6 separate regions of the Homo sapiens genome follow, and all the other regions are linked to region 4. A link is a loop called in an ENCODE intact Hi-C map of the cell type or tissue named here. Cell type or tissue: PC-3. All regions are shown on one strand. Each heading gives the region's core, and the rest is flanking DNA. Links, peaks and the distances in the headings are about the cores only.

Evidence for each region. Hi-C counts contacts between places; a loop is a spot of excess contacts. Peaks named below come from ENCODE experiments on the same cell type or tissue, not always from the same donor. Only the 100,000 strongest peaks of a DNase experiment are listed, where the experiment ranks them.
Region 1: a loop joins it to region 4, with 6 times the contacts of the local background. A loop is called at or near these places in 5 of 110 quality-filtered maps.
Region 2: a loop joins it to region 4, with 6 times the contacts of the local background. A loop is called at or near these places in 5 of 110 quality-filtered maps.
Region 3: a loop joins it to region 4, with 5 times the contacts of the local background. A loop is called at or near these places in 6 of 110 quality-filtered maps.
Region 5: a loop joins it to region 4, with 7 times the contacts of the local background. A loop is called at or near these places in 26 of 110 quality-filtered maps.
Region 6: it touches region 4 in a loop (10-fold over the local background); 26 of 110 quality-filtered maps call a loop at or near these places.

Annotation. Positions count from the first base shown.
Region 1 is chr5:53,360,338-53,365,751 of GRCh38, reverse strand. No RefSeq gene overlaps it. Among named protein-coding and RNA genes, the nearest start is that of FST, 120 kb to the left of the region's middle. In PC-3, for the core only: no CTCF peak of the experiment used is centred there; a DNase peak (open chromatin) is centred at 2,921; H3K27ac peaks cover 4,000 bases.
Region 2 is chr5:53,352,405-53,357,818 of GRCh38, reverse strand. No RefSeq gene overlaps it. Among named protein-coding and RNA genes, the nearest start is that of FST, 130 kb to the left of the region's middle. In PC-3, for the core only: no CTCF peak of the experiment used is centred there; a DNase peak (open chromatin) is centred at 2,358; H3K27ac peaks cover 4,000 bases.
Region 3 is chr5:53,330,605-53,336,018 of GRCh38, reverse strand. No RefSeq gene overlaps it. Among named protein-coding and RNA genes, the nearest start is that of FST, 150 kb to the left of the region's middle. In PC-3, for the core only: a CTCF peak has its summit at 774; DNase peaks (open chromatin) are centred at 1,238, 2,618 and 4,308; H3K4me3 peaks cover 514 bases; H3K27ac peaks cover 4,000 bases.
Region 4 is chr5:53,260,252-53,265,665 of GRCh38, reverse strand. No RefSeq gene overlaps it. Among named protein-coding and RNA genes, the nearest start is that of MOCS2-DT, 150 kb to the right of the region's middle. In PC-3, for the core only: a CTCF peak has its summit at 3,108; a DNase peak (open chromatin) is centred at 3,095; H3K27ac peaks cover 3,469 bases.
Region 5 is chr5:54,215,873-54,221,286 of GRCh38, reverse strand. The region is part of intron 1 of ARL15 (ARF like GTPase 15); the gene reads left to right. Among named protein-coding and RNA genes, the nearest start is that of ARL15, 92 kb to the left of the region's middle. In PC-3, for the core only: a CTCF peak has its summit at 3,217 (motif pointing right); a DNase peak (open chromatin) is centred at 3,206.
Region 6 is chr5:53,428,201-53,433,614 of GRCh38, reverse strand. No RefSeq gene overlaps it. Among named protein-coding and RNA genes, the nearest start is that of FST, 50 kb to the left of the region's middle. In PC-3, for the core only: a CTCF peak has its summit at 2,770 (motif pointing right); a DNase peak (open chromatin) is centred at 2,794; H3K27ac peaks cover 3,487 bases.

The DNA.
Region 1 (5,414 bases), core at 455-4,454, 100 kb before region 4:
TGAGCTTAATTAGGTTTTTTTTTATGCAACCCTAAGAAATTTTACTTACATATTGTTATTAATGTACTCACGTTTTTAGAACAACACGAGGGAAAGAAATTAGCACATAATTCACGAATTCATGAGGACACTTCCCCCTACTGACTATATTTTGATCCACTGTCATATGTTTACATTTAAAAAATATTTCTGAATAGATTAAAAAATGATGATGAGTTTGTTAGTCTTATTACCTGAAAATGAAAATGACCTGGACTACTATAGCCAAGAGAAGGAATGAAATGGATCAATTATTTGCTTCATTTGGCTGGTCATCATTATTGATTTGTTTTGGTTTAAATGACCCAAAAGAGTGTTCTGAAGCATCTCCCAAGGATCATAAGCCGTCCTAAGTCCACATCCAAATCTGTATAATTAGTAATTCTTGTAACTGGCAATATGACCTAAGAGCAATTGAGAACACTTTGCATGCAAGCCATAAGAATATATATCCTATTATAATAACAAAGGTCAGATGTATAGGGATATTAATAAAACCAAGAAATTCCTAGTGTTCTTGAAGAAAAGGAGTAAGATTTGACTAATTAACTTGGAATTCAGGTTTAGAACAGATAAACATACATTCATCAATTATGCCAAGCTTTTCTAATTATTCAAAGCTAAAAACTATTTGGAGATATTCCAAAGACTTCTACATTTTTATAAGTATTGATAAGAAAAATAAATCTCCTTTTCCTGATTTTAGGGAAACAGACCTATATGCTATGTTTAGTTGCAGACACTTTCCATCTCTTATGTTCTATGATAGTACATCTATCTCCTTTACAATTATGTTACTTTGTTCTTCTGTTAATGGTTTTATTATTGATATGTCATTTATTTTAAGTTATCCCCACTCCTGTTGAACATGAATAAATAGAGGATATTTCCTTCTCTTGCAGCTATATTGATGAACCTTTCACAGTTTTTATTCCTTCCAGTCTGAAAGAAACTCCCCACCATCCAAAGCAGACAGGAAAGTCCCCACATGTTGGAATGGGATGCTACACTCGCTGTTCCCAGGGCAGCAGACCTTCATTGTTCCTTCTATACAAAATTTTTCAAGCAGTACACAGTCTCAAATTCTGGGCAATAAAAAGGAAGTGACTGGTTTTTATTATATGCAGGATATTAATGCTTATAAACACTTATTAATAATATATATTTTTATGCTTAATAACTAATAGCTCAAGAAAGTAGTTTATATATCCCTACCTACAGAGGGAGGCAAGCCAAGATCCAAGACACATCTCCGATTTGGGATTTAAAATCTGCTTCCAAATTGAAGTGCTTAAAATCAGTTGTAAATTCTAATACTTTGAAATTCACTTTGGAAACTTTGGTTTGCTGTTGGAGAGAGATATGACATTTGCAGAAGAAAGTTGGCTGATGCGTGAGCTGTGGGAGGAGCATGTGCCCTTAACTAGCAGTGCTTCCTTCTTAACTGCAAGGTTCCTTTGTGTTCTCTGCACTCCTTTGGGGAAAGACAGCTTCAGTGAAGCTCTGCATTCTCAAACATCTATTACTCTTTGGCTTGAAGATTCTCTTTTCTACAAAACTTGTTGGATTTTCCCTGACTTCTTTTAGAAACTAATGTGCACTATTTGATTTCTTTTTTCCCTAAACAACTAATAGTTGTGAGCCTTCGACCAAGAATTACATCATTTAAAATGGAGAGAGACCACATATTCACACTGAGCTTTCTTCTGTGATCCAAGTCATATTGTGTCCATGCTAATTTTCATATGAGTACACAAGCTACGGAAAGGAAGATGGCTAAATATTCCCTAAAGGTTTTTCAAAAAGACTGACACCAACTGTTAAAAAAAGAGACAGTTAGACATTTTGAACATGGGTGGGCTATTTGTTATCATAGAATCATTTTTAATTGCTTAAGTTGATATAATGAGTTTTTGGCTATTTTTTAAAAGAGTAATTATTTTACGGAGATATATTGTGAAACATTTGTGGATACAATACTATGATATCTGAGATATGCTTTGAAAGAATATGGAAAGGAGAAGTAGATGGGAATATGGATCAAATAAGTTTAACCCTTAGTTGATAATTGTTGAAGCTAGGTTCTGGGAATAGTTTGTTATCAGTTCTGTCTACCATTTTATGCATTTAAAATGTTCTGTAGTAAAAAGCTGAAAAAAAAAGTCTTAAAATGTTCTATTGACAATTTATGGTTTCTTTCCGTGTGCTGTTCCAGTCCGGTCTTGGTTCTAGAAACCACAGGAGTGAGTAGAGAGAGGAACAAGACTAGACATAGAGTTGGTGATTGGAGTGTGTGATTGTGTCTATTTCAGTGTTTTTTTGTGTAACTGTGCATTTGCTCATATGTGTAGATTGGTCATTGATTAAGTGAAAAATTGGAAATATATGTAAAAGCTTAATAATGTATTCACTGTTTTTATATCTATACATTAAATTACTCATTTTTTAAAGTCCCTTTTATTAGTTATGTGCAACTGTATGATAGACTTGGAAATATCTTTAGTTCTCAAATTTTTTAGCTGTAAGCAAACTTTCAGGTAAACATTACTTTTGCTTAACCACAGAAAAAAATGTAAGAAAGATTGAACAACTTTCCTAACATTCATTGCATTAGTAGCATAGGCAGAAAATAAGACCATTAGTAATATTTTTAGCTCTCGGTTTACCAATTTCCATGTTATCCTAACATTCCCATGAGTTTTAGTCACAATTTTTATTTTTTACTATAATAAAATCAAATATTTTAAAACTTAGGCATCATGGAACAAGTTTAGATAATGAAGTGCCAACTGGATTTTGGCACCGTTCCTTGCATATTTGTCATCAAGAGTCAAAAGTAATAGGAGAGAAATTAGATAATAGCAGTTTGGTTTCGCAGAAATGGAATTGACATTGTACAGTCAGTGCTGTGGAATTCCGGATTCTGCAACTACAACTACCATCCTCTCTAATCAGTTTCAGCAGATACATTGGGTTGAATTAACATCCGGAAATCTTTTACTACAACGAAACTAAACATTTTTGCCTAAGTCTACAATGTTTAGTCATAACTCATGTTTGTTCTTTTTGCATTCTGAAACTATTATACATGGCCTGTCATTGAATTACTTTCCTTTAGTGTTCCTTTGTTGAGTTTGGCCAGGAAGCCTGCCCAGCCTTGTGACCAACTAATACAGTATTAGGCATTTTGGAGACAGTGCTGTATTTCTTTTTGTAACAAAGTTTTCAAAGTCAAAATTGAACCAAATTCTCTTTGTCTGTCTGATATCACTAACTTTTAGTAAAAGGAAACTCCATTTTAAGGTAATCTCCCTGTCATGTGGTATTTCTCTTCCCTAACAGAAATTGTGAACTCCCTCTTGGGCCACGCGCCACCAAGTCCACTTGAACCACCAAGCACAACAGTCTTTATTTTATCTTTATTTATTTTTTATTTTTTTATTTTCTGAGATGGAGTCTTGCTCTGTCACCCAGGCTAGAGTGCAGTGGTGCGATCTCAGCTCACTGCAACATCTGTCTCCTGGGTTCAAGTGATTCTCCTGCCTCACTAGCTGTGTTTACAGGTGCCCGCCACTGTCCCTGGCTAATTTTTTGTATTTTTAGTAGACACGAGGTTTCACTGTGTTGGTCAGGCTGGTCTCGAACTCCTGACCTCAGGTGATCCTCCTGCCTCCGCCTTCCAAAGTGCTGGGATTACAGGTGTGAGCCACCATGCCCGGCCTACACAACATTTTTTAGATTTCAGCTAGGGTAACTGTGGTTTACTTCCCCAGTTCCTTAGACATGATTAAACAGAACACATTGTGTAGCTATGTGTGTGGACCTGGAGGGAGTTCACAGTTTTTGTTAGGGAAGAGTTAGTGCTTTGCCTAAAACAGATGGGACATGTGTGTACTACACTTGAGACCTCCATAGATTAGAATGAGTGTGAGAATCAAAGCCATTCTCTTTCCAAGTTTGGATTTGTTTATTTCTTTCTGTTTCTGCTTAATTCACCCTTTCAGCACCAAGTTGATAAAATATTACACGGAGATATTCTTATTTTGACACCAGCATACCAGCAGGTAGAATTGTGGGCAGGGAATAGACAGTATCCAAAGATTATTTTTGCTTGTTGGTAACTTTTGGGTAATCTTAAAATGTTAAACTAGATTCCATACAGTGGTTAATCCATACAATGGCTCTCTCTGAGAGACAGTTTACTGGTGGCAGCATTACCAAAGTCACAGGCAAATACCACTTCTGTGCCTTTTCCTGAGTCCAGATGATTGATTTTAAAATTAAGGAGTTTCTGCCATTTTCAGTGAAAGAGATTAAGGAAAAATAAAAAGTGGTATAATAATAATGACACCATGGCCAGCTAGTTCCTCTCTAGCCACTACAGGTCACATTATAATAATAGAAGTATTAATCCTTACTTATCCCACCATGAAACAAAGACACAATGGCGATCACTGTTTTAAATGGCAAATTCTACTCTGGTAAGTAAATTAGTCTGCAAGCTTTAACCAATAAGGAAACACAGAAGAGAAAAAGTCAAGAACAGATAAAATTTTAAAATATGCTTAAGGTCATGTAGATGACTGTGTCAGTGTTTAATCATCCTGCCTTTACCCTTTGACAGATAGAGACCCTCCCTCAGTCATCAGTTGGAACAGCCAAGCAACTCTTCTGCAATGTAGATCCAGGGGACAGAGTGACTCATAATCCTTCAGTGGTGATGTTACTATTAGAAGTCAGATCCAGCCACAAATATGTAACCCAGTAAGATATCCATAGGAAAATAAATTCAAGACAGACTATCCTCTATTCCAAAGTTAGTCTCTTAGAATTAGTCAGGCCTTTTTGATTTGAACTATGTTTTAGAAAAGGTTTAACTTCCTATGGAATAATTCATTTGCTGAATGATAAAGTCAGTTCGGAAGTATCTGGGGTTGCCATCTACATAGCTTGCACCCAAATAAAGAGAAATAAGCTAGAGTAAGCTTTGACCCAGGTGCCTAAATAGGTAAGTTAATACACCCAAGTTCTCAGCAGTCACCATGAAAAATAAAAAGTAAAACCCAAAGACTACTGTTTGCACAATTCTTGACCAAGCATTTAAAAGTGTACTATGAAATGCTTATTAAACACCTTGCAGACACATATTAACATTCCTATTAAAATTAACCTGATCTTGGTTCAATAAACTCATGCCATGAAGAAATATGACATCTGTGGAACATTTAATCTCTGTAATTGGGTCGCAAAAATACGAAATAGAGACCTAAACTCACATGGAAATATTTACTTTTATTTAAAAACAGAATTCTCAAGTGCCTCTCTGCTTTCTGATTTCATTCAAGTCAAGAATAAAAATACTGAAATGTGGCAGG
Region 2 (5,414 bases), core at 523-4,522, 92 kb before region 4:
TGAATCTTCTGCCACAGCCTCCTGAGTAGCTGAGACTACAGGCATGTGCCACAATGCCTGGTTAATTTTTGTATTTTTAGTAGAGATGGGGTTTCGCCATATTGGCCAAAGCCTGGCCTCTTTATGGACGGTACCACTCAAGCTCCCTTGGCTTCTGGTTTCTATTTGAGTTCAGCAAAGCTAGAGATTAGCAGACAGGAAGTGAGAGTAGGTGGGGTATTTTTATTCTCCCTGTTTCTTCTCAGTTTGGGCAGTGGCCATCTTACTTTACCTATATTCACAGCTATTTTAGTTAGGTGGTCCTTCTCTTATGATTCTGGCTCTCATTGGGTAACACGATCCTCTTTTTGTCTTGAGTCTAGGGGAGGTAAAGGCTTTCTACTATACCTAGTCCTTGCATGTTTCACCATCCCTCATTGGTAGTCTTAATCAGGTCCACACCGTTATAAAATGTTTTATCTTAAAACTTTTTTCCACTAGCCCTTTGATTGTACCATACATTTCTTGCTGGATTTCTGATTAAGATGTGGGCATTGAGAAAAAGACAAAAAGCACAGGTAATTGGAAGTAATAGGTCTTTATGAATGTGACTGCCCTTTAGGAGACAGTGATGTGAAGGTCATAGTATATGTCTCAGAATTATGTGTACCTACACCTCAGACAGATGGAAAAACAGGCACTGTGAGGAGAAGATTGCTCAAGGAATATGGAGACCTAGGATTTCTCTTTGAGGGGATATTATGATATGAACATTATGATGGATACATTTAGATAGTCTTTTACTCTTCTGCTAAGTTAGTTCTTTATAGAACAAGCACAGTAACAGGCAATAGAGTAGGCATAGGAAAAGTTAGAGCAGAAGTTGGAGCATCATGAATGGATTTCCATCAGACAGTCCACCCAGAAGGACTTGAACTGTTCTCGTCCTTTGGGGGTAATGAGTATCTACCATACTGAAGCCAACTTAATAATTAAATTTAAAACTATATAACTTTGGGGATTGGCTCTCCTCTTTGCTGAGGCAGAAAAAAGAGCAATGGACAAAGCTCTAACACCTGGAATAGTGAATAGGTAAGAGTGTTTTAGCTGGATAGTGTGTTGAGAGAAGAACAGAGCCATTTCTGGCAGTCCTGTAGACTTGAGTGGTTCCATGCTTATTATGCTGAGCAGGAAGAAGTGGCCATGGGCATGCACCTGTTGAAGAGTAATGACAAAGGATTCTGAGATTTCCTGCAGAGCTGTGAGTCCTTAGGAGCGGGACCAGTAAGAAGCTAGATAATCCTAATGCATACTCATTTTCTAATGAAGCTTCCTTAGTGATATGGCAATGGTGCCAAATTCAAAGTTTAATTCAACCAATACACAAGTGACCAAAGTATTGCCTTAAATCACTGAGTTACAACTCTAACATATATCCGTATTTTTAAAGCCCATCAAATTGTAGGAAATTTGGGATATTCAATCACAGTGTGTAGCCTCTGGTATGTTTTTGGTCAAAAACACTGAACTATACAGCCAGAATTAAGTGGAAAGTTTAGAGATTATCCAGTAAATTCTTTTGTGGCAACAGCCAAAAGGGATTATTTTGGTCTCTGGTTGATTTTTTTTTTGGCTTATTTGGCCAATTTTAATTGGCTGTCTATGGCAGACCAAAGTTAACAGAAGACTGTGGGCTTCCAGACAAGGGACGATCATTAGCAGAATGAAATTGAGTCATATCCTGGGAAATCACAAAATCCTTTGTGTTTTAGCTGGGATTAAAAAGGAAAAGTGAAGGACAATATATCTGTAACTTATTTTTGGCACTAAGAAGTTAAATACTGAGAGAAAATCAGATGATGTTAAAAATAGGAGTTACATGTTTTAAAATTTTAGGTCATAGAGAAAAATTATTAACAATAAATATTTATCTTTTGAGCTATGCCTATTGAAATAGTTGATATATAGACCCAATTCAGCAGATTTCTGCTCTGTTTTTTGGGCAGAGGTGATTTCAGACAAGCCTCCAATCTCTGCCCTCTCTGTTTCTCCAGTTCTATCCTACTTAGTAAAGAACCACACAACCTGCACTCATGGTGAACAAAGCTATTATTTAATGGAATCTTTCCACTGTGAAACCAAATTATTTTAATTGGCTTAAAATAATAATAAATACTGAAAGCCAAGTACGCGACCTCTGGCCCTGCTGGCGTTTAAGATATCATACTCATCATACTTTCTGGTGAGAGTCTCAGGCCCGTCTCTGAAGAAGGGCCAAATGTAAATAAATTCATCATGTTTAGATCAGGGTTTTGCCAATGTATATTATGTCTCATATAAGCCCTTATTATATAACTTCCTTCTTTGGGTTTTACAGAGTTCTTGTTTGTTGACATTCAGGGTGTGTCTAGAAAGTGTATTTTTGATTCATCCTACTCACCTAGGCAGCGTGCCCTGGACATTAGGGGTTCTGGTTTATACTTCATGGTTTATTTTTTGTGGCTATATATTTCTTACATTTTGTTCATGTGCCCTTGGACTTCTCAGGAAAAGCTTAACAGCTCATTTTTATAAATCAATAAATAAGTAACTAATACATCATGGATCAAAGTCCACAATAGCAGCACTGTAGAGAGATTTATATTGTCCTAGGCACTTATGCACTTATAATGATGATATCCTTGGACCCAAGGCCTAACACATTTTTCATTAGAACTATTAGATTCCATACAAGATCAACAATGACAAACACTCTAGTGAAAATGATGAAAATTTAACAGGCTTCTTTTACAGACTTCAGAGTTTAGTGTTCTCATGTCCTCCTCTGTGGCCTGACTTCTTTCTATATTTCAGAATTCTCTTGTTTGATTTCCAAAAGCTACTCTGTTAATACCTCTTAAATTTAGAGGCATAATTGAAGAAGAATGAAACTTGGAGTTCCCAAATCTTTAACGACCCTCCCAGGAGCCAGGTTAGAAACTCTACCCAGGAGTAAGTATGCCTATCACTCTACATGCTCCAGGTTAAACTTTAGAACCTGTAGTTCAAGAGACGATTTTACCTCTTGTAAAATCTACCAAGTGTTCTTCGGGAAGAGAAGAGGGAGGTTTAGAGGGGCACTGCTTAGGAGTTGTAATGTGGAACATACCCTTTGCATCTGTGGATATTCATCTGCCCTGTTTAGCACTCTCTCAGCTCCTGACATAGTGCCTGGCACATGGGAGAACTCACACATTATTTGTCAAATTCATGAATGAATAAATGCAAATGTTGAAAGCAGGTAGAAAAACCAATAATTTAGTAGGTAGTATTAAATTTCTAACTTATACACATATTACCTATATTTCAAAGCAAAACAAAGGAACATTTGTTGAACAAAGAAAAATAAAGGCCTGACGCAGTGGCTCACGCCTGTAATCCCAGCACTTTGGGAGGCCGAGGTGGGTGGATCACCAGAGGTCAGGAGTTCGAGACTAGCCTGGCCAACATGGTGAAACCTTGTCTCTACTAAAAAATACAAAAATTAGCCTGGCGTAGTGGCATGAACCTATAATCCCAGCTACTTGGGAGACTGAGGCAGGAGAATCACTTGAATCCTGAAGGCGGAGGTTGCTGTGAGCTGAGATTGTGTCATTGCACTCCACCCCAGGTGACAAGAGTGAAACTCCATCTCAAAAAAAAAAAAAAAAAAGAAAGTACAAAGAAACAGGAAAAATGCAGGAGAGGCATACGGTGAACAGAGAGAAGAAACAAGATTACAACACTTTATTCTGATAATGTGACTGAATGTTATGGTATGCCAATGTGCTTAGTGTTCTTGTAAATAGTTTCGTTTTGACATTTTATGATCAGTAGAACTGGGCAGACATAAGCAAAATTATGGTCATTGAAATTTGTCCCAAAATCACCTTTAGAAACTTCCCTTTCATTGTTTCATTTCCTGAAAATAATAATAATATCAACAGCAATAAATATAACTCACAATTTTGAAGCCTTACTCTGAAGCCATACTATGAGCCTAAGGATGCTGTTTATATAACTGCCCTGAATTCTCATGACAACCCTATGAAGTAGGTGCCATTATTCCTCCCATTCGACAGATGAGATGAGGAGGCTTAAAGAAGTCAAGTTTCTTTGCCCAAGATCACACAGCATGCATGTGGCAGATTTGGACCCAGGTGGTCTTCACTCATACCCTCTGCTGGGTGCCCAGTGTCCTTAAAGCATCCTCTTGGTGCCTACAGCCCAACCCCCACTATAGTGCTTCCTCTGGCTCTGAAGCTTCAGGAGTCCTCTAGCATACCTGGATGGGTTCTACCTACTGAATATTTGTGTCCCCTTCCCCTGAGTTCATATGTTGAAATGCTGATTTCCAATGTGATGATATTTGAAGGTGCGGCCTTTGGGAGGTGATTAGGTCATAAGGATGAAGCCCTCATGCATAGGATTAGTGACCTTATAAAGGAAACTCTAGAGAGCTCTACTTATCCCTTCTATGTCAATACACAGAGGGAAGACTGCCATTTCTGAACCAGGAAATGGGCCCTCAACAGATGCTGAATCTGGTGGTACTTTGATCTTGGGGGTCCCAGCCCCCAGAACTGTGAGAAATAAACTTCTGTTGTTTATAACATTTAAGCTATGGTATTCTGTTATAGCAGCCCAAAAGAACAAAGATTAAGGAATTTTCTAATCTCCTGCCCTTTGAAACTTGTCTGTTTTATGTAATTTGGAGCCTACTGTGAGGAATAAATTATTGCTAATGGGTTAAAAGCTGAGAATGAGTTAATCTGTAATTATTCCAAGGAAATTCATTTATGTATTTAACAGAGGCTCCCTGAAGAGTGTGCTTTGCCCAAAGGAAGGACTACACTATTGAGAAGTTCTGACAGTTGGCATATCTCTGAAGAAGGGCACCAATTTGGTCAGGCTGTCTTTTTGGTGCCCTTGACTTCATGGTAAAAAAGCAGATGCCTTTTTGGCTTATGCTCTGGGAAGATGTGACAAGGGAGAGAATGTTGCATGTTCCTTCATTATTTACAAGTAATTCTAGTCATGCTCGTTCGTATGTATGTACTCATTTCACCTTTTGGTTATGAGGGAGAGCACCTAGGAAAGTTTTGGCTTGTATCCCCTGGGGTTTCTCAGGAAAATGGGTAGTTTGAAGGAAAAAAGACTGCTTGCTCATTTTGATTGACATTTGTGCTGATGCAGCAAGCAAACAAGCTTCTCAGTGGGTGAGTGTGTTCCGAATCAATGTCAAAATTCTTCCTTATAGTATTGCCTGTTGTAGTATACGTGTGTGGATGGAGGAAGAGAGATAGGAAAAGAAAAAAAAAGAAAAAGGATTTTTTTAAAACCCTGAATTTATTTAATTTGCAACTGAGTTTACATCCGTGCTTTTCTTTAAGGCATACCATAAATAAAAATTTCAA
Region 3 (5,414 bases), core at 662-4,661, 70 kb before region 4:
GGAAATACGAGTTGTGTAATTTCAGTGTGTTCTAGTCCATTTGGGCTGCTGTGGCAAAATACCATAGACTGTGTGTTTTGTAAATAACAGAACTTTATTTCTCACAGTTCTGGAGTCTGGGAAGTCTAAGGTCAAGATGCTATCAGATTCAGTGTTTGGGGAGGGCCCACTTTCTGGTCCATAGATGGTGCCTTCTCCCTGTGTCTTTATATAGTAGAAGGTACAAGGGGTTTTTCTTGGGCATCTTTCACTACTGTGAAGTTTTGCATAAATGGCAATCAGTATACTACTTACCACTGGTCTTCGTTACTGGCCAATTGGTGAGAGATCCAGCTTTGTAATCTCATTTTAGCCTCTAGGTCCCAGGAAAACAAATGGAAACTATCTTAGATTTGGTTACCCAGGGGGAAAGCTCTAAGAAGGAAATGTGCTCATAGGTGCACCTGGGTACGATCTTGCAGTTGTCTATGAAAGCCAAGGGAAGCATGAGGTCAGAAGGAGAAGTTGCACTGTAATGTGGGACAGGACTTTTGAATGATCGTATGTGGAGCTCTAGAGCTGGGATGGTCTTCAGAATTGTGCCAGTTGAGTCAAGGGAACAAGCCTACCCTCACTTTGATTAGTCATGGCTCGCAGGCTGTTCCCAGAGAGCAGATCATAACCTTTGGTAAGGTATTCTCCTTCAGCTGAGGACAATTCCTGGAGAAAGACTTAGTTGGCAGCAGTGACAACTAATACTTGCAGGAACTGGGGAATGAGGGCCTCTGTCCTGCAGGGGTCAAGGCAGTACAGCATCCACTGAACAAGGTCCACACAACAGCCAGAAACAGGTAGGCATCAACAGACTCCACAAGAACCAAAAGATTTCCTTTCAATCTTACAGTTTTTTAAAAATTCAGACAAAGTAGAGCAGAAAAGAAAAATGCTGCCATTACATACACCACACAAAAACTTCAGTGGTTTAACTGCTGTTATTACATTAGAGTCAGGCAAAATCAATTTTATTTAGTACAACACAACTACTACTCTTTTCCTTTAAAAAATTCACCCTCTTTTTTTTGTTCCAGGGGATCAGTCTCAAAGCCTGTTCCATGTACAGTCTTCACATCTGAAGAAATGTGGAAGCTAGCATACTTCTTTCTAAAAAATGTTAACCTTGTGGCTTTATTACAAGAGGAAATGAGTCAAACCTATCAACTTCATGATACTACAGTTAGGTGCCGTAATCCAAAAGTTACAAAACAGCCTGCAGGACATAATGCAGTTTTAGAGTGAAAAACTTAAAAATGCTTCCCTTATGATTGATGAGTTACAAATGGGATGGGCTGAGATAGCATGTGAACTTGTGCATGTGTGTGGGTATGTTAGTTGGGGGTAGAGTTGGGTTGAGGTTGGGGGGTGGTGGCGGCGCACCTTGCAAGTTTAAACTGGGCAAGCTCAAAGGAATCATGCTTGGCTTAGGTCCCATGGTACAAGTTTGTACTGGGCCATGAAAGACGATGCTTGGTCCTATGTGTGACACCTGGCATATAGGCTGAAAGAAAGGTGTGCCTTGTCAGGGATTTTCCCAGATGCTTTCTGGATTTCTTCACCATTATCAGCAGCTCCTTTTAAACACACAAAGCATGTGTACCATGCATTGCCAGGGCACTGTTCTGGGAGTAGCCTGCTAATTGTTCTTTCTCATTGGTATAATCCTGGTTGAAGGGAGAAATCGGCAAGAAATCAGGTTTTTCTCTCCACCCATCTCCACCCAATCAAGGACTCTATATTTTTGGTTTGAAAGAAAGTATCAGATGGTTTGGTCTTTGGACAGAGTACCCAAGATTATGGTGAGAGGAAGGCTCTATCTCTGTCCATATTGCCTAGGATAGTAGAGTCAGATGAAGAGTTCAAACTTACAAGGACATTGAAGAAAACTCAAAGCCCCAGCCTCAAATACAAGAGAGAGGCTGGACTACTCAGGTCTCTCTTTACCTTACTACTCCTACTCCAGCTTGGGATAGGGTTGGGGAGGGAGCTGCTGGAGAATGTTATTTAACCACTAGTTATAATCTTGTTAAAGGAACAGAATATCACTCGTTTTGGACCTCAGGCTGGCTGGTTTCATATAGTTAAGCACAGCATGAATTGGCATTAAATAAACTCAGAATGGAGGAAACATGTTTCACAAGGCAGGGAGAGATGTGGGTACATTACTGTTGGCGTTTTAAAAGACTAAACTTGGACTAAAGTCTTCTCATCGTGAGCAGAGCAGATTGTCACCAGGCCATCCCCAGCAAGACAGCACCACAGAAATTCACCCCCAGCTTCCCAATGCCTACATCTTCATTGCCACAGAAACAAAATCCTGACTCAAGAGATTAAAAATTTTTGTAAAAGCCTCATTGACAAGGCATTCAGCCACTGTGCTTTTACCTCATCAGATACCATCCCCTCTCACTTTCTAGTTTTTCCAGCACCTAGGAAACATAAAATTGTCATGGTATTCAAGATACTTTCTCTGCTCATAAAACAATAATCACATTGTAAACCCAAGAGTGCTGCAATAGAAGTCTTTCTGGTCCTTTATTAATGCTGCTGGTATTTGTCTAGCCTTTAAAAAGCTTTTGGCTCAACATCCTACTCATATTTTTGGGCTATGACTTGCTAGAGTTGTCAGGACAAGTAAAACATTTCCCTTTCAGCGTTCATTACAAGAAAAAAAATTCTATTGTATTTCTTAAAAGTGACTTGTGACTCATCTCCTTTTTTGGGATAGAGTTATAGCTTAAGGTTGTGCCGGTGGTGTACTTCCCTGTGGTGATAAGTAAAGCAAATGTTCGGAGGTGAGAGATACTGAATTTGGATATGAGTTTTATTTGTTCATTTGCCACACCTACAGGATGCTACAGAACTCTGCAGGAACATTTTAATGAATAAATCTTATGGGTTTTTAGTATAACTCTATAATTTAAGATTGACCTCTGAATTCCAGCTGAAATTTATATTGAGAGAAAGGAACAAAGTGCCCCATTAGTGCAGACTTATTTTGACAAACGTATTTTTATTTATTGTTTGAAAAATGAAAATAGCTTTATTGCTTCCTTATAGTTAGTAAGTAAATGTTTGACTTTAAAAAATTATTATAAGCAGGAAAAGAACCCAGTTATACATGCTATTGCAAATATTTCAGAAAAGACAGTGACACATAAGGAAGGAAACATAAATTATTTATAATTTTACCAACCAGTGATAATCAGCTTTAAGTGATAATCAGCACTGATTATAGGCTACATTGGTTTATAGCCTAACAGTCTATTTTTCTATGTATGCACACAGGTAGATTATATTTTGCCAAAATGAAATTGTACCATACGTGTTGGTTGGTGGCTTTAAAAAAAGATTCATCAATAGATGAACTGTATCATTCCTCACCTTTTTTAGTAAACAGAAAGAGTTGTAAATTGTATGACTCTTTAGACTGCTTGCTATGGCAGAAGTGGAAACATTTTCAGAACAAATGAATTGTGCATCATTTTGTTAGCAAATCGTTGGAAAGACTAGATAGGTCAGAGAAAGCGCAACTATTTCGCTTTGAACTTCTTGCACGATTATATTGAAGGAAATTCTCTGGGGACAAAAATTTTTTGACTGTCATAGAGCCAAACAAAATGGCTAAAAGTTGTTGAAAGCCCTCTCAGAATATCATGGTGCTGTGCATTCCCTGGGCCATCTTGGAAAAGAAGGAATATATTCTTTCATCAACATTAGCATGGAGCTTCTGTCAGAAGAGGCTGTGCAGCACATCTGTGAACCATTTCTTTGGACTACTAAAAGTATAACTCTAACTCCATGATATTATTTGCTCCCAGAACTTTTTCTTTCATTTTTTTTGTAGTTGTCTATAGAACCAAAAAAGAATAAAACCAAGAATAGGGGTGGAAAGGTTATAAATACATTATGTTTGAAAGTGTTTGGCTTACATAGATGAGGTCAAAGTTCTTTTTAGCCAAAAGTTTGTCTTTTTCATTTGTTTGCATCCCATATTTGTGTAAACAAAAGGAAATTACTTGATGAAACTAGAATCCAGTGAAAAAGTTACCTGTTTGGGGTTTTGTAAACAAAGAAGCAAACAAACAAACAAAGACACAGTAGGCCAAATTTGTCAGGTACTGTTGAAGGTAGAAAATCTACAGTGGTTGAAATTTGGCTGTTTCCTGAACCTGAACTTGGTTATTAAGTGAGTATCTGGACTGAGTCACGAGGTGAATGCTAAATAGAACCTATAGGATGTGACTTCTGCTGTCTGCCTGCACATGCCCACACAGCCTTCCAAGTTGATCCAAAGGGGATGCCTCTTTGCTTTGTCATAGTCACCTCCCATATTTCTGAAATGAAGCTTACAACCCAGAGAGGATAAAACTCCTGGGAAAATAGTTGAAAGACTTTGAAATTACCAGAAGTCTTGGCTTATGCTATCACATGACTCTGAAAGCCTTTTGCTGATAGAATCACAGGGCTGAAAATGATAGAAAGAGGTCATTTAGTTCATTTATCTGCCCAAGGCAGAAACATAAATGTACCACTGGTGGCTTTGCTTCTTGTTAAAATGCTGTTTCTTCAAACAAGAAAACATCTTCTTTTTCTAGTAATTACTAAGTTATATTTACTTTGGATAAAGTCTCAATGACTTTATCTCACTGTTTGTTGTAGAGCAAAAACAAGATAATGGATACTGAGTGATTAGGTTTCACATAAAATTAATTTGTGACACTGATGAAATTAAATAGTACAAATGATCTAATAGGATAATAACAAGGTAGGGAACTTGTAAGTATACACACATATTTGTCTATCAGCAATAGCATCTAATTACAGACATATTTTCAAAAATCAGTTTCCCAAAAATTAAGGTTTCAGCTTTTGGAAAATGTGCATGGAAACTTCCTTGAGCATTTTGCTCTACATTCAACTATAATAACAATCACCTTTTACATTTTTCCCATTCATAAAAACAACTAATTCCAGAAGAAATAAATGAAATTGATAGGGTTTTTTTTTTGAGGCTTTCCTAAGTTGAATTCATACCATTAAAAAATCTTTCATGTTTAAATTCTATTTCTCTCTTCAAAATATATCTTGAACAAAAGTTTCATGCAAACCAGTGCCAGATTTTCTGGTCACTTTAGATCAAGCTAAACTCGCATGCAGACACTACCCACAAGAAGATTACAGCTGGATTTGGGAATTAAGGCATAGATATATAAAGAATTAAATAGCAAACTGAAAGTTTACACAAAACTATTGCAGATTTCCAGATGGGCAGGAAAGGCAGTTGCCTAAGGTCAAAGGTGGCAGAAGATCAATCATGTTGTCTCTATTATGTAAGAGCAAGAATAGATGATTTTCAAGAGCTCCTTTAGGTTATGACT
Region 4 (5,414 bases), core at 635-4,634:
GAAAGTTTACACCTTCAGGGCTCTTTCATTTACGAAAAACAAATGAACCCATATTCGAATTATCAAGAGACTTGTTATCATTCCTAAAGTCCAAACCAAACCTTCATTCCTCCTATAGCTAAGGGTAGACCTTAGTCCAAAAGGCAAGTAAGGATAGCCAGTGTTCAATAGGACACAGAATCTGAAAGTTGTGCATCAGGGCCCCAAGGAGACTGCTCTTCAAGGTAACCAGCGTTATTTCTTTAGTTTCAGGTATATAGTAGACTCTCCTGGTTTCCATTCAGATCCCATTTACATGGTTGCATACCCATTCCTCAGCTATGATGACTGCTAGCCCCTAATGACTCACAGCAGCCTCCTTCTCTAGAGTTACTCTCAACCTAATGGGATCTGCTTTACCTTGAACATTATGCCCCTGAGAATAGGAGGAGGGTCAGGACAAACTCCCTCCCTCGAGGTAGTAACAAACCTATGATTCATCTAGACTCATCTATACTCCAGAATTTCTTACAAATCAAAGGAAGCTGATCTCCAGATGAGAATAAGCCTTTGCTTAGTTTTACTAAGGCCTTTACTGCTTCTTTTACTCCCTTTCTCCTGAAAGTAATATCTCAATAAATCATTCATTGAAGAATTTCCATCTCAGGCCCTGCTTCTAGGACACTGGTACTGGGAGCAGTCCTAAGAAAGAAACCCTATAGCTGGAATTCTGGAGTTGAATTATTTACTGGCCAGACGGTAGTGCATCCTGGGTTGGTGGAGCCATGATAGTTCCTGGCTAAGATGTTCACCCATGGTGAACTGGCAGGGGGTGCACATGAAAGGAGGGACACTGACTGATCAAATATCTCTGGCATTTCAAAGGCATATGGAAAAGGGTAACTCTATGGGCCATGGAATTGTTTTGCTTTTGCTAAATGTTGTAGATCTAGAGATCATGATAATCTCAGATCTATTAATTCACAGTTTGATGTAAATATGAGTCAGAGGGCCTCCTTAGGAGCATTTAAAGAAATCCTAATTTCTGTAAATGGAGGGCAGAGAAAACTGATGGCTTGAAACAGAACTTAATTGGAAGAGGCAGAAAATTTTGGAGAAACTTGAATTCTCAACCTAGGGAAGTTTCCTAAGCCAAAGTCAGAGTTCTGATATGGGAGTGAAAGCACAAGATGGGAATATCTGGGTAGATTCACTTGAGCGTCTTGAAATCCCAGATTTCCCTGAACTCTCCAAGTCTTTAATATTGACTACTTTTATTGGAAGATAAAATTCCCTTTTCCCTGTGTGAAGACCATGTAGAGTTCTCAGAGCAGACAGGAACTCTTTAGGAAAGTGCTTGCCTTGCTCAAGAACTGTTCCTACTTCTCCTTTTGCTCATCAGGCCCATAACTTGGGCCAAATTTCAGCAAAATTATACTAGAAAGTGCTAGACTGCTAAAGGAGAAGCAGTATTAAATACCAAAACAGTGGCTGGACCTAGTTAACACGTACTGACAGGAACAAGGACATAATGCCTGGGAATCCTGAAGAAGCCAGCTGAATGAGGGAGTAATATAAGACTGGAGAAGGAATAGAGTGTTGAAATGGGGGCACCATTCTGTGACCCAGGATTTGACACTTTGGTAAAGGGCCAAGGGGCAGTTTTAATGCTATACCAGGGTGGTGGTTAGAAGATTGGGAAAAGTAATGCCCTCCATCAAATGTCAGCAAACTTTCTCTGTAATGGGTTAGGTAACAAATATTTTAGGCTTTGAAGGTCATATGGCCAATATGTAGACAAATGGGTGTTGCCAGTAAATTGAGTGTTTCAATAAAACTTTCCTTACCAAAAAAGGAAACCGGCTGGATCTGACTTGAGAGCCAGAGTTTTCCAAACACTTCATTTAATGTAGAACATTAAATGAAGTAGAGATGCCAAAACTTCTGTGGCAGACTGTGAAGAAAGGTATTAAAAATTTTGGGAAGTGGCCATGCTAAGTTGGGCTACTAAATAAGGCTGGAAAAGCCACCATTTGAGTATATTCCTTGAGAGGTCTAGGGGAAGAATCTACTTATCAAAGCAATAAGAAATGTGGTAGTGAAGAAGAACTAGTATCTTTGAGAAGCTTAGAGGTGGCTGTCCTCTACACTGGGCCTCAATAGGAGATGCTGTTACAGACATGCGAGTTAGGATCCAGAAATGGCCAGGTAGCTGCACTTCACTGAGAGAGGCAAGGCAACTGTAAGTATCATAATGAGCAGAAGCTTGGAATGGAAGCCAAGAAATGTTCCTAAGGGCAAGATAGATGGGCAGCCAACAATGGTGTTGCTTAATATATGTGCACAATCAAAATAGTTCATAAATGTGTGAGTAGAAAGCAGAGGGCAGCTACCACAATGGAAAGCCACACTTTCTTGTCAAGTATGTATAGTGAAGCAATGCTTAGACATAGAACCTGTCAGCTGAAAGAGTGGCCAGATATCTACAAAAAACACTCAGCAACCCCAGAAGCCATACAGTAGGGATATATTCAGTCCTTCCCTCTGGGGGAAACTAGGCCCTTTGGAGAGGGACACGCCTTAACAGTTTAAAGACTGATGGATCAGGGTCTGAGCTGATCCTCATACCAAGGGAACAAAAGTCCCTCAATCATCCTCTGTTTGACTAGAGGCTTATGAGGGCCAGGTAAAAAGATGAAGTCTTGGACTATGTCTATTTCAATGTGTTTATTGGGGTTAAAGGCTTACCTGCTGGACATTTCCTTTGTTTTTGAACACATAAACTGAATGAACATACTTGGTAGTAAGCAGAAGTTTCACATTAGCTCCTTGACCTTTAAATAAAAATTACTGTAGTCAGAGAAGCCAGGTAGGAGCACCTGAAATGGCTTCCACCTTGAACAAAAACGTAAGTGAAAACATCACTTTTGAAGAAGTTGGAAGATTAAAAATTTAAGGAATGCAGAGGGTGGTCATCTTCATCATATCCCCAATTAATTCACTAGTCCTGTTCCTGAAAAAAAAAAAACTGATGGCTATGGCAGGATGATATTGGGCTAAAGAAAGCTAATTGCAGTTGTTGTGTCAAATGTGGTATCTTCACGAGAGCAGAGCAACACCGCCTCCTTGTGTAGCATGAAGGGATGAAGCTGACAAATTCATTCTTTTCAATAGTCATCAGAAATGATGATCAGTAACAATTCACACTCACATGAGATAGACAACTGTACCTATCTACAGTCTTACCCAAGGGCTATGTTTATTCTCCTATCCGTCACATTATAAACTGAAGATAGGTGAATCATCTTGACTTTCTGTAGAACATTGCACTACTGATCCCTTTTATTGATATCTTGTTCGTTAGACCTTATATGCAAGAAGTGGTAAATGTAAGCCCTGGTAAGACACCTGTGCTCCTGAGGGAAATAGATAAGTTCTAAAAGAGTTCAAGGGCCAGTCACATTAGTGACCTTTTTATGTGTTCCAGTGTTATAAGGCATGCTGGAATATCTTCATTCAATGTGAAGAACAGATTGTTGTGCCTTATACTTCCTAACACTAAGAAAGAAGCACATTCCTTGGTAGGCCTCTTTGGGTTATAAAGGCAACATATTCTGTACTTGGGAATACTTCTGTGACCCATTTATTACAAAGTGAAACACTGCTAGTTCTGAGTGGATCTTAGAGCAAGAAAGGACTCTGAAGCAATTCTGGGCTGTGGAGCAACCAGTGCTGCCTCTTGGGCAGATCCTATGGTAGTACAGGTATATCTAGTAGAAAAGTAATGCCTGTTCAACCTGAGAAAGCTGACTGAAAATAAAAATAAAAATATAGAAAGATAAAACACTGCGTGGAGCCTCTGGAGAGCCACAATAAGAGAATTGTAGCATAGGATTCTGGAGCAAGTTTATGCCATCTGCCACAGAGTATTACACACCATTTGAAAAACATCCTGGCATGCTATTAGACCCTGGTAGAAGATGAGCATCTATTGATGTGTTAACAAGTGCTCATTCAGCCATGTCTTTCCATTATAAGTTGGATACTGTCAGCCTACCAAGTAATAAGTTTGGGCTCAGATAAAATGCCAGTAGTAGATCCAGGATGGGGCTTGAGATAGTTCAGAGAGTGAAAGTAGGCTGCATGGCACTTATTTCCATGTCACATGCTAGTGTTTCACCATTGCCTCTTTCTCAGCTCACAGCTATGGTCTCTGGGGCTTTCTTTTCAGTGGCCAATGGAAGAGGCAAGAGCCTGAGCTGGGTTCATGAATCAGTCATGTTGGTATGTGGGTATAAGCTAATAACGCACTGCCGCTCTACTACAGTCACATAGAAAGTGACAGTGGTGAGAGATAACTCTTCAAATGGGCAGCTCTTCAGTGAGTGATCTGTTTTAGTTCCTTTGTTGGAATGGGACGTGGACTAGGATTAAGATATCTCTAGACCCGTAGGCAATGGTGAATGGCTTAGCTGGTTGAATATACATAAACTCATGGACAGTGGTAAATGGTTTAGTTGGTTGGTGAGGAGCTTGGAAGGAACCAGACTGGAAGGTCAACAATAAGGATGTCTGAGGAAGAGGCATGGGGTTTGACCTATAGAAGTAAGCACAAAGTATGAGTAACTTAGTGTAACAAAATGTAAGTAACTTTGTACAGAAGAGGTGCTAAAAAAAAAATGAAAAGTGGGCAAGATAGAGATCAGTTTGCCTCTGTTCTCAGCCATCTCAGGGATTGTGCAATGGGCTTTTGAATGGAGTGGACCTAGTGGCAGAGAGTGAGGCTGAGGTTCTCTCTCTCTCATGAAGGCTGATCAAATTACTTCTGTTACTAATATCCAGCCTATTGCCACCAAGACCAATGGCGATTCCCTACTAAGACATCATTTCTCAAGGAGGCCAAGCAACTACTTGGGGGCAAGTTTTTACTTTGGATCCTCTTCTGCCCTAAAGGAACAGTGATTCATTCTGACAAGATTGTCTTGTATTCCAGTGAGGGGTGACCTTTTATGCTTTGGTCAGCATCATGATTCAAAGGTTCATGAAGTATCTCATGTACTAACATGGGATCTCACATGATACTTCCTTGAACAAAGGAACCAGTTTTAGTGGCAGAAGTGGGATGGTGACCACATGACCATGGGATCCACTATTTCTAACACACATGACATCATCCCAAAACCAGTGGGATCACCTCTTCTCAGCTGAGGTACCAACTTGGAGATGACACTCTGCAAGGATGGGGTGCTATCCTGCAATATGTGGTATGTACATTAAACCAAAGGTCCTTGGCTGTTCTGTCCCTAATAGGTAGAATATAAAATTCAGGGACCCAAAGGGTGTAAGTAGAAGTGGCTCTACTTAACATCATTCCCATTGACCACTTGGAAACTTTGTGCTTCTCATTCCTGCAACCATAAGCTTTGTTGTTGTGG
Region 5 (5,414 bases), core at 726-4,725, 960 kb before region 4:
TAAAGCAAAGTCATCATAAAATCATTTCATTTCCATAATGCTTGTCTTCTGACCTGTGTGAAATGTACCACAACTCTTGAGGTACGTATTTTGAGTCCTAACATACAAGAAAGTTGTTAGTTGTTCTTAACTAGCAAGAAAATTAAAAGTGAACACAAAATTCTCGTATATGCCCAAACTGTGATACAGATTGAAGATAAAAGGTGGAGATTCTTTCCTTCCATATGGTGAAGCAATTTGGGGAAAGAGAAATTAGACTTTCGGCAGAAAGAAAATGTCAGATTTTTTTGGCGGGGGTTGGGGAAGTGTTTTTCACTCCCTAAATTCTGGAATTTTATTCAGAATTAAAGGGAAAAAAAAAAGACACATGTCTACTGATTTCACTCTTAGGACTTATCTATCTTAGTGCCAGGACGAGAGTCGGCACTGCGGATCTCACCACGGCAAAGGGGGTGCTTTAGGAGGACTGCACAATTTATTGGTCACCATGAATTAGTTCCCAGTAAATTATACAACACACATTGTCTCTTATCTCTTGCTAGGGGACACTGCTGATTTCAGAGATAAATGGGATTGACTGTTTAATTTCACTAGTAAACAAACTTGTAGGAAAGTGGAACTAGCATGCGGCGTCCGAAGGTCTCTTAGTACCATGAAACATAGGATGAGTGTGAAGGTGCTTATTATATTAAAAAATTAAGGTGATTATCATATTTAAAAAATCAAGCAAGAAGAATGTTTCTAACTTAAGACCAGTAATAGCTGCATTTAATGCCAGAATTTTCCAAGGAAATGAAACAGGTCAAACAGAAACTTCGGTGAAGACGTGCTCTGGGGAGAAACCAGCTGAATAAAGTTCAGTAGCTGACTCCACTTAGATTAAACCATTGACTCTGGAAAGCTGTATATCTCTTTAGAAGTTTCTATTTTTCCTTCTTTCATCCACAGGAAAAGCAAACAAAACAGAGGTGGGGGAGGGGAGTGGAGATAAATAAATCACGTTCATATGCTAGGTCAATTTTTAAGCCAATTTTGATCTTTATGGTAAAGTATTTTCCACATCTGCCAACCACAAGTGTCTACATATGGTAACAGGTAACTTTCTTTAGTACTATATAATCTGTGAGACATAAATAACTAGGCATTGTAATTGTATGGCAGTTACCCTACAGTTGAAAGAGTTACATGATTATTAGTAACCCATAAAATAAGGTGGTAGTGTTTTTTTTAAATAATCTGTTATAGGAATTTCTTGTTTCCATACTTTTCTTAAAGACTGTAAATAATCTTGTTATGCTCTGACATTCAGCAAGTCATTGCAAAGAAATATGTTTATTCCTTCAAGATACCACTAGATTATCCATTTCAAGAAATGAATATTAAATATGGAAGGACACATTTTGTCCTTTTCATTTTAGTTCTAGATTTTGCCATATGGTTGCCCATGGCTTTTAAAGAACAGTTAGTATCAGGAATGAACTTTTTAGCCACAACATTTCTGTGATTTTTGGAAGTGTGATTTTTGGAAATTCTTAAAAACCACATTTTGAAATATTGGTAGTTACTGTTGTCATTCTGTTTCTTTTCTTTTTCCCCCTTTCTTTCTCCGTCTCTCTTTTTTGTGACCAGTGCCTCTTCTCACAGATAAACCAGTATGATACAGACTTTTTGTGTTTAAAAACAAAACCTAGACTTACAAAAAAAGTTCCCAAATAACTTGTATTTAATTAGTATGTAATTTATTTAATTAGTTCCCTGTCTCTTTCTTTGCAGTGATTGTCTTGATTTCTAGTTCTAGTTTTAAAACAAGGAAAGTTTTAGGCCTTTCTTGATTCAACTCATGTTGTCCATAGCACACCTCACTGTCCCTACCAAAGAAAGGCATTGAATTTGAGATTTGATGCATTTTAGTCTTTTTTTTCTTCCACCCTGATCTTCTATATATGGCTGCTTTGCAAAACAGTTTTGTGCAAGCAGACATGACTTAACTCCATTCCCTACATAGAGAACTATTCAACTTTACTTTTATGTGTTTTGAATACTGCCTCATGTGAGACTGTGACAGCAATAAAGTATGCATGGCCAACCTTATTTTAATAGCGAAAGAGAGCTGCTTTTAATTAATAAGTGGATCTCTTTATGTCTGGGGTTTTCAGTTTATTTTGTGGTTCCTTGGAGTTCTTCAATTATGTGGCCTAAAAGGGCTATGTTAGTGCCGACTAAATCCTTTTTAAAATCTGTCATTTACATGTTTTCTGTCTGTAACCTGTTTTCAGATTACTGTCTTAAAAAAAAAAAAAACAGCAGTAGCAGTTTTTCCGTAAAACGTTAAAATCCATAGACCAAAATTATATATATATTTTACATTATTAATGGGATGCAGCATCCATGTACAAAATTAGAAGACTAGCTGTGCTCTTCAGCTGCTCCATCACATAGGTTAAAGAGTCTTTATATTGCATATTTCCCCACTCAACATCTACTTTTAAGTTACAAAACTGATAGAACTTGTGTAAAGCATCTACTTGGTATCTTGAGCATTATAGAAGGTGTGCAATGGCTCTTCCTGCTGGTGATGCCATTGCCGTCTTTGGTATGTATAGAATTTTACTGAGTTCTGTCAAATCTGGGATGTCAGTGTGCCCCACGACTTCCCCACCAACTAAACCCTAAGGGGTTTTTATGCTACCGCGGGAATCCAGTGCCAGACTTGGACCCACAGTGACCCCAAATAAAGTGATTCCTGGGTGGTAATATGGATGCTTTATGATTGACATACACATAAATACATCCAATCTTGCTTATGAAATTTTGTGATCTGCTTTTGTCATTAGAGGATATAGTGAATCTAATTCTGCATCGGGGATACGGGATACAGTGTATTACTGCATTGAAGGAGATTTGTCTGTAGGAGCATGAGCATTCTGTAGCAATAGGCATAGCCGTCTTCTCGGCTGGATGTTAGTTACTAGGAAGTATTCATTGTGTGGGTCACTATATTTTAACAACTCAAAATTTTTTAAAAAAACCATGCTCTTTTTGAATAGAAAGAGAGAAAATATTAAGTCTTTAAAAGTCAGAGGTAAAACCGTGGCCAATCTGAATGTTACTTCTTTCTGGTTACTTGAACAGTGTCTCTCTGAAGTCTTCCTTGGGTCAGACACAAATAAATGGGAGGTTGCTCTTGGAAACACTCCCTAGGCACTGGTAAAAGTTGTCGGTAGATGGCAGTACTGTTCTACTACAACATTTTTTAATCCCTGCAAATACTGCCTAACATTTCATTCCCAGTCTTAATTTTGAAAATGCTTGATTAGTTACATTAAGCAATGTTTGGGTGATTTTTTTTCCCCCTTTTAAACTTAACAGAATTATAGCCACAGCCTGAAAGAAAGCCATTACTGGTAGACAACAAATTCTTAGTCGTAATTTAGTCCAACATAGAGAATGACATACCGATTTTTAATTATATTTGTAAAATGGCTATATAAATATATAAAATGGTTAACAATAATGATTATAATTTCTCACTTAAACTTTGCATCAGTGTTTTTTCCTCTAATTCTACCGAGGGTAACATCTGATCGTTACGGTGAATCATCTGAGATGTACATTTCTATGAACATGTTTATTTCTTTTTACCCCTACAGGTCTACATGTATGCCTTGCAAATGGAATACTTTTGAACTCTGCTAAGATATCTTGGCATATACAACTAACTTGTAGATGAAGAAAGCTAATATCTCTACAGTTTTTATTTGGAAAGTCAGGGAATAACGCTATCCTTAGGGAAGGGTGGTTTACCTTCTTATATTAGTTTTTTGCAGGTCCCTTAGGAACATGCATTACAGAAAAATAGGCTGCTCTTCTGTTTGTCTTTGTGATTCAGATTATAATAATTAACTCTCTAGGCTAAATATAACTAACGATCTGTGATCATCATTTAAAATGGAATCTTTCACAGTAAATTTGCAATTGGTATATTTCCTGAACTTCTCTTATTTTAAGATATTTTTAGGGAAGATTTCATATAGGATGGGAGGTGAAATTGGTAGTGTTTTCTCCCTTTTTAAAAAAAAAAAAAAAGAAAAGCATTGTCTTACTAAAATTCCATTGGAAAAGATAAATATATTTTGTTTTACAAAATACTTTGGGAGGATAAATCTTCCTTTTAAATCGAACTGAATTTTAAGAAAACTGTGGCTTAACTGTTTATCTCGTTTTCCTATTTCTTTACCTAATTTCTATCTAGAATTGTAAAATGATTGATTAGAGACTTAATCTGGCTTTTGTTTTTACCTTAAACTATTTAAAAAACTAAAATGTAATGTTAATGTTTTTTGTTCTCTATTGTCTTTAAAGGCATTAGCAGGTAGAATAGAAAGAGATAAAACATCTGGGTAGTCTAAGTAGATGGGTTCTGTTTCAGTTATCATTTTATGCTTAACTTGTACGGGTCTAAGGTATATACATTCTCTTAACTACTGTATAAACTAGAAATTTGCAGCATAAGCCACAACCTGTGCTAGCTGAAGCACTTAGTTACAGCATGTAATTCCCAACAGATTTTTCTGTTATATTTTTTTACTCACCCTCCATGGAATGATTAGTACATTTTGGGGATTTAATTAGGTGTGTGTGTGTGTGTGTGTACACATACATATACATATACCCATAATATAGAGACAACTATTATAACTGCTATAAAATAAAATGTGCTGGTGGGAATTTGCGCATAGCTTATGCTGAGTATGTGGAAATTTGGGATATAACATATGCAGTGTCTCCCAGCAAACAGAGATAAGTATAGTAATAACAAATTTATAAGATATTTGTTAGTTATGTTCTTCCATCAGATACTGATAGACAATATAAGCCAGCCAAGAAGCACATGAGTCAAAGTTACTTTAGAAGTACACAGTGGAATAACACCCCCGTGTAGTAAGAACTTTGTTTCCTTGAGAAGTTTGGATCACAGGGTGGTGAGGATGAAACCACTGCCTCTATGATTTGCAATTGAAGTGATGCTGTTGAGTGATACTTTTTGAAAGAGTAGCTTAAAGTTTTGAAGGAGTAACATATTTACTGAAAAATTTCTGTCAAAGTGAAATTCTAGAGACTAGTATTCATTTATGCCTGTTAAATATTTGCGAGAAGTAAAGTTTCTTCGTGTTTGACTTACAATAGATTTCTCAAGCAATGTTTCTCTCCAGCCAGCTATAGGATGAGGGTGGACAAAAAAAATTGGCTTTGTTTCTATTTTATGCACAGCCAGACTTGCTCTTATGTTTGTAATATTTAAAGGAGTTCAATAGGAGGCCCTTGATTCTTTGATCTAATGCCACAGTGCAGTTTAATGAGAAAGGTTTTTAATATTGTATGCAATATTGAAAATTTGTGCCAGCTCAGACCAA
Region 6 (5,414 bases), core at 838-4,837, 170 kb before region 4:
GTTTCTCTTTTGAGCCTTTTATCTGAGGGAGGTGGATCTTTGTTTACCCAGACCTGAGTAGAAATTACCAAGACCAGAGGCCACAATGAGGCAGCCATTTTTAGTCACTTTCCACCTGGGCTGAATTTGAGCCAGAAGATAAGAGACAAAATATATCCCATTATCAGCCCCCTAAGCCATCTACTCCCCCTGATTACTCCCACAGATATTCTTGTTTCAATGCCAGTAAGCCCAAATACTCTGTTTGTGGTGGCTTGGAGCCAAAATCCAGGTGTGATATTCCAAAGCATTCTTGTAGAGGAATTTTCAGCTGGTATTTTGTTTACCTGCATTTTTGGCCCATCTCAATCCCTTAGGAGCCAAAAGCTCACAGAACTGTAACATTTCTAACTCTTACCATACCTGTCTATAAAATATGCATGAATACAGACTTTACACAATGGATCTGTGGCCTTTGGTGACCTCTTCATTGCCTTTAACTTTCTTCACGAAATTCCAAGAGACTGTGGAAACACCTCCTATCTTGCTACTGCTCATTAGGAATCTAATACCCTCTCACAAAATGCTCTAGGGTTCTTGGCAAGGAAAAAGAAAGGCTGTAAAATCAAGATATGTTGTTCTTAGGATTACTTTATATATATATTTTTTGAACGCTCAGCTTAAGGCAAACCTGGAAGAAAAGCATAATAATTATACTAGTCATAAATGAATATTACCACCTTATCCATTCTAGAAGAAGATTTAAAAATAATCTAGGTTTGGATTTTGATGTGTTTGGTGTTGGGATCAGTCTTCCCCAATACCTTCCTCTTTACGAAAAGAAGCCATTGTGTTGTTCCTCTCACTTTGGGGCTAGGAGGTATCTGTTCTGGCTCACTCTGTGACTTTCTCCTTTGCTCACCTTGCAAATGTTCTAGGCCTTATCTCTGATGTCTGCCTTGGCCTCTGGGAATGCTGCACAGCACTGGCCATGGGTCAGTAGAGAGAGACTTATGGCAGAAGGCTTGCAGGCAACTTTTTCTCCTACTACCTTTATTGTTTTTCAATCTTGTTTCTGCATCTGTAAAATGCAGATAATGCTACCTGGCTTCTTTGCCCCATACATGAATCAGGAGGACTTTGTCTTATTCATTGTATCTAGAGCAATTCTTGGTGCCTAGGAGCCACATAATAAATATATGCTGAATGAATGAATAAACATCATGTAAAAGTCTCCAATTCTAAATGAATTTAAGGTACTTCTTTTTTGGAGAGTGCATTGCATTTTAAACTAGTCTGTTTTTAGTACATATAGATAAAATAAAAATTTTCAATGATATTTCTGCCCTGGCTTGCTTCCGGCCCTGGGCCATGCAACAATTGGAAAAACACAAGGAATGAGATTATCATAGATTTTTCCATGTAAGTAGTGAGGGGCCCTTCAGAGCATGCAGTATTTTTCCCTTGGCATGGTTTTAGTAGAAAATGCTTATTATTATTTATTATGTATTTCTTAAGGGAAAATGGTATAGAATCTTCATCTAGATTTTTCTGATTTTAAGATTTATATGAAGATGAGAACTAGATTAGGACTTAGGTTCTTACTGAGTCCACTGCACTTGTATTTCCTGCATATGTCAAAGCATGGATACCCGTGGCCTTGGCTTACAGCTCAGGAAGAGTGAAGAACGTACAGCCGATGCCTGCCTCCTGATTCATAAGCATGATGCACACACACACGTTATCAGGACAGTGGCAGCCCATTCAATGGCAAATCCTGGAAAAGTTAAACTTTAGTACTTGTGTATTTTGCTGATTCCCTGTTGCACTTCTGCTGAATCTTAGATAACTTGAGCCTGCATATGTTTTTGTTTAAATGACTCAGGGTAAGTTTCCTTCTTTGAACATCCCTATGATTAAAAATTCAGGCTGGGCACGGTGGCTCACGCCTGTATTCCCAGCACTTTGGGAGGTTGAGGTGGGTGTATCACCTGAGGTGAGGGGTTCCAGACAAGTCTGGCCAACATGGTGAAACCCTGTCTCTGCTAAAAATACAAAAATTAGGTGGGAGTGGTGGTGGGTGCCTGTAATCCCAGCTACTCAGAGGGCTGAGGCATGAAAATCGCTTGAACCTGGGAGGCGGAAGTTGCAGTGAGCCAAGATCGTGCCACTGAACTCCATCCTGGGTGACAGAGCAAGACTCCGTCTCAAGAGAAAAAAAAATAAAAAAAGAAATCGAATGTTATGATATCTTCTGCCATTGGTAATCTGCCTGATCCTTTAAATAAAAACCTCAGGGACACATGAGACTTAGAATTTTTAGAGTTGAGATTTGTTAAAAGATATTTTAGATTTTTTTAAAGAGGCAATGAGGTGCATTTACTATGTAACACTCTCATCTGGGCCTGGACCAGCAGACATAGTCAATAATTAGAAATTCAGGTCAGATTTTGCCACCAAATGAGTTCAAATCAAGTTAGGTTTTGCCACCAAGTGAGTTTAGAAAACAAACAAACAAGTTTTGGTTTTTAGAAACTTTCAGATGTTTGAATTTTGGAAAAGAGACTGCAGACAGGTATTTCAAAACCTCAGTTATTGATTCACTGTATTTTTAAAAGTTCCACTAATAGAGAAACTTAATTTTATTGACAGCCTTGTAGAGAGAGGTAAGCATCTTGCCTTGAGGTACTTTTTTTCTTCACAGAAAGCCTACGGGCGTTTCTGCTCACAGTCATGTGAAAATCAGCTTAATGTATTTCTTGTTGCAGGCTGTTAAAATGGCTTGAATTCCACTAGAGGGCAGTTGGGCCTTATCTCAGTGGACTTTATGGTTACCAGATCTGGTTCTGTCATAATTGGGTAATTTTTGTCACTGACCCCTGTTGGGGCCAAAAAAAAAAAAAAAACCTCCCCGTTGCCCTCTGGAGGCTCACTGAAAATCACCGGGAAAAGGCAGATTAATAGAAGAGAAGGCGTAAAAATTCATTTGATCATAGTTTTAAGTGACATGGGAGCCTTCAAAAGGAAGACTCAAAGATACAGGAGAAAACTGTCCATTTTTGTGTTTAGGTTCAACAAAGTACAGATAGTTGTGTAGAAATGCGATTGGACAAAACAGGTATGATCTAATGCTAACAGACTGAATGGTGAAGCCCAGTAAGGCTTGTTCATCTAGATTCTTCTTGACATCTCTGAGCATGCATTTCTTTCTTCTGTGTATGTGGCAGGGCTCTTTCTGGAATGGGGATCTTATGACCTACAGTCAAATAGGGTAAGTCAGATAATTTATCTATGGCCAGTTTTTACACAGGAAAGTGGGGGAAAACCTGGAGTGGTTTTTAGGTTTTATGGCTGGCTTTGGAGAAAAGGGGTTCTGGCTTCTATGACCTGCCTTGGGGAAGGGGGATTCTAGTTTCTGTGGCTAGCCTCCAAGGAAAATGAGGGGCCAGAGGCAGGAGGGAAGGAAAAAGTCAGAGAGAGCTGCTTCTAAGGCTTTCATGTTGGAGTATTGTTTTCTGAGCCCCATACACCACCACTCATTTCTGTTTCTACTCAGCAGCTGTCTGTCCCACTTGACATCACCTCACATACATCTAGAGGTCAGTGATTTCTGTGCTTACATTTCCAGCCTATGAGGCTGTTCTGAGCTCCTATTCAGAATCTCTAGTTAGCTGTTTGAAAGACCGTTTAGTCTATTGAGGATTGACCTCATGAGCGCCATTGCTTGCCCTCCACCGCATTTCTTGTCTTCCAGTGCTCCATGACTCAGCAAAAGTCAACACCATCCATTTGGTCATGCGAGCCTAGGAATGTAGGCTTCATCCTCGACATTCCCCTTTCCTGCATAATTCCTCATCAAATTCCCTCTACTTTACTTACCAAATATACCCCCATGGTCTGTCTACTTTCCTACATCTCTACCCCTAGCTACCACCTTCTTTTGCCTGGCTATTAGACACCTAACTGGTCTCCTAGCTCTACGCATGCCTCTCTGCCTTCTTCCAAATTTCTCTCTTATTCTCTCTTTCCCCTACTGCCAAGTCTCTAGACTTTTTGATTAATCTCAATTTTTATCTCCACATTTATATATCCCTATCCATTATGAAATATTGTTTTTTTTTAAAAGCATGTGAAAGACCAGTGCACTGAAAACTCAGTTTTCTAAGAGGGTAGTGGTTCATGATATATGTAAGTAGTCCTCACATTGTGTGAGTCCTACATGCATGAATTTAGGTTATTATGAGTTATTTACATAACACCATTTCCCTAATACCAGCCTTCCAACAATAAGTTTCAAATTTTGGATCAATTTCTTAGTAATTTTCTTAGGTATGACTTCCCCTTGGAGATCTGGACAAAAATAAAAAGTGAGCACATGTACATAGATAGCTGTAAGATGCAGAGGGGGTACTAGAAAAAAACACACATCTAATTGGCTGATGGTTTCCTCTGGGAGGGGAGTGGAAATAGGGGTATAAAGAGTTGTTTATCTTTTATTTTTATCTATTCAAACATCTGTACGGTTTGAATCTAAAACAAAAATGTAACCAGGCATTACTTATTAAAGAAAATAGGAAAGAAAGGAGTAAGAATGATAGATTATAAGTGATTTTTAAATCTTTTAACAAATGTCCTCCTGAATTGTTCCAATAATTATTTTTAAGATACTGGAAAGACTCAATCTCCCTAAATATCTCCTTTATATCAATTCCAACACCAGAAATTTGTCATTCATTCAGTGAATATTTTACTGAAGGTGTCTTGCAAACAAAACTCCATGCTAAAATTCCTTTCTTTCTGTCTTTCATAATTCCTTATTAAAATGCAGATACCTCCTCTTCATTCTCCGTGGCTAAGGTGTGAAAACCATCTTCAATAAACACCTTTAGAGATTCTGGCAACTAAGAAAAAAAGGGAGCCTGTTTGTGTTCCTCTATCCATCCATTTATGTAGCCATTATTGAGTATTTCCAGTCACTATGACAAGCTGAGTGAATCTGATGAGCAAGGCAAATTAAAATCTTCTAATTTACCAAACAAAAACAGTAGAAAGAAAAAAATTAAAAAAAGATAATTGCATTTCATAGCTTCATATATACACGCATTAACTTAAAAAAAAAACTGAGAAACGAGAAAAACCACTGAGAAGGCATGGGGCTGGGGGCCACTACACAAGGTAAGGCAGTCAGTGTAAACATCCTACTAAGACTCATAAAGAGAAGAATAACATTTAGCTCAAAATCATTTAAGTTGCTATAATGTCCCCTTCCTCTGTGTCCAACCTGAGTACTCTTTAATAAAGTCTACTTTGCACACATATACCCATATATGGCCCCTCTGGAAAAAAAAAAGAAAAGAAAACAAATGGGATTATGTCTTTGTTATTTGTTAACTTGCTCTTCTCCTTAATTAGATGTAGAAGATTTTCCAAAATGA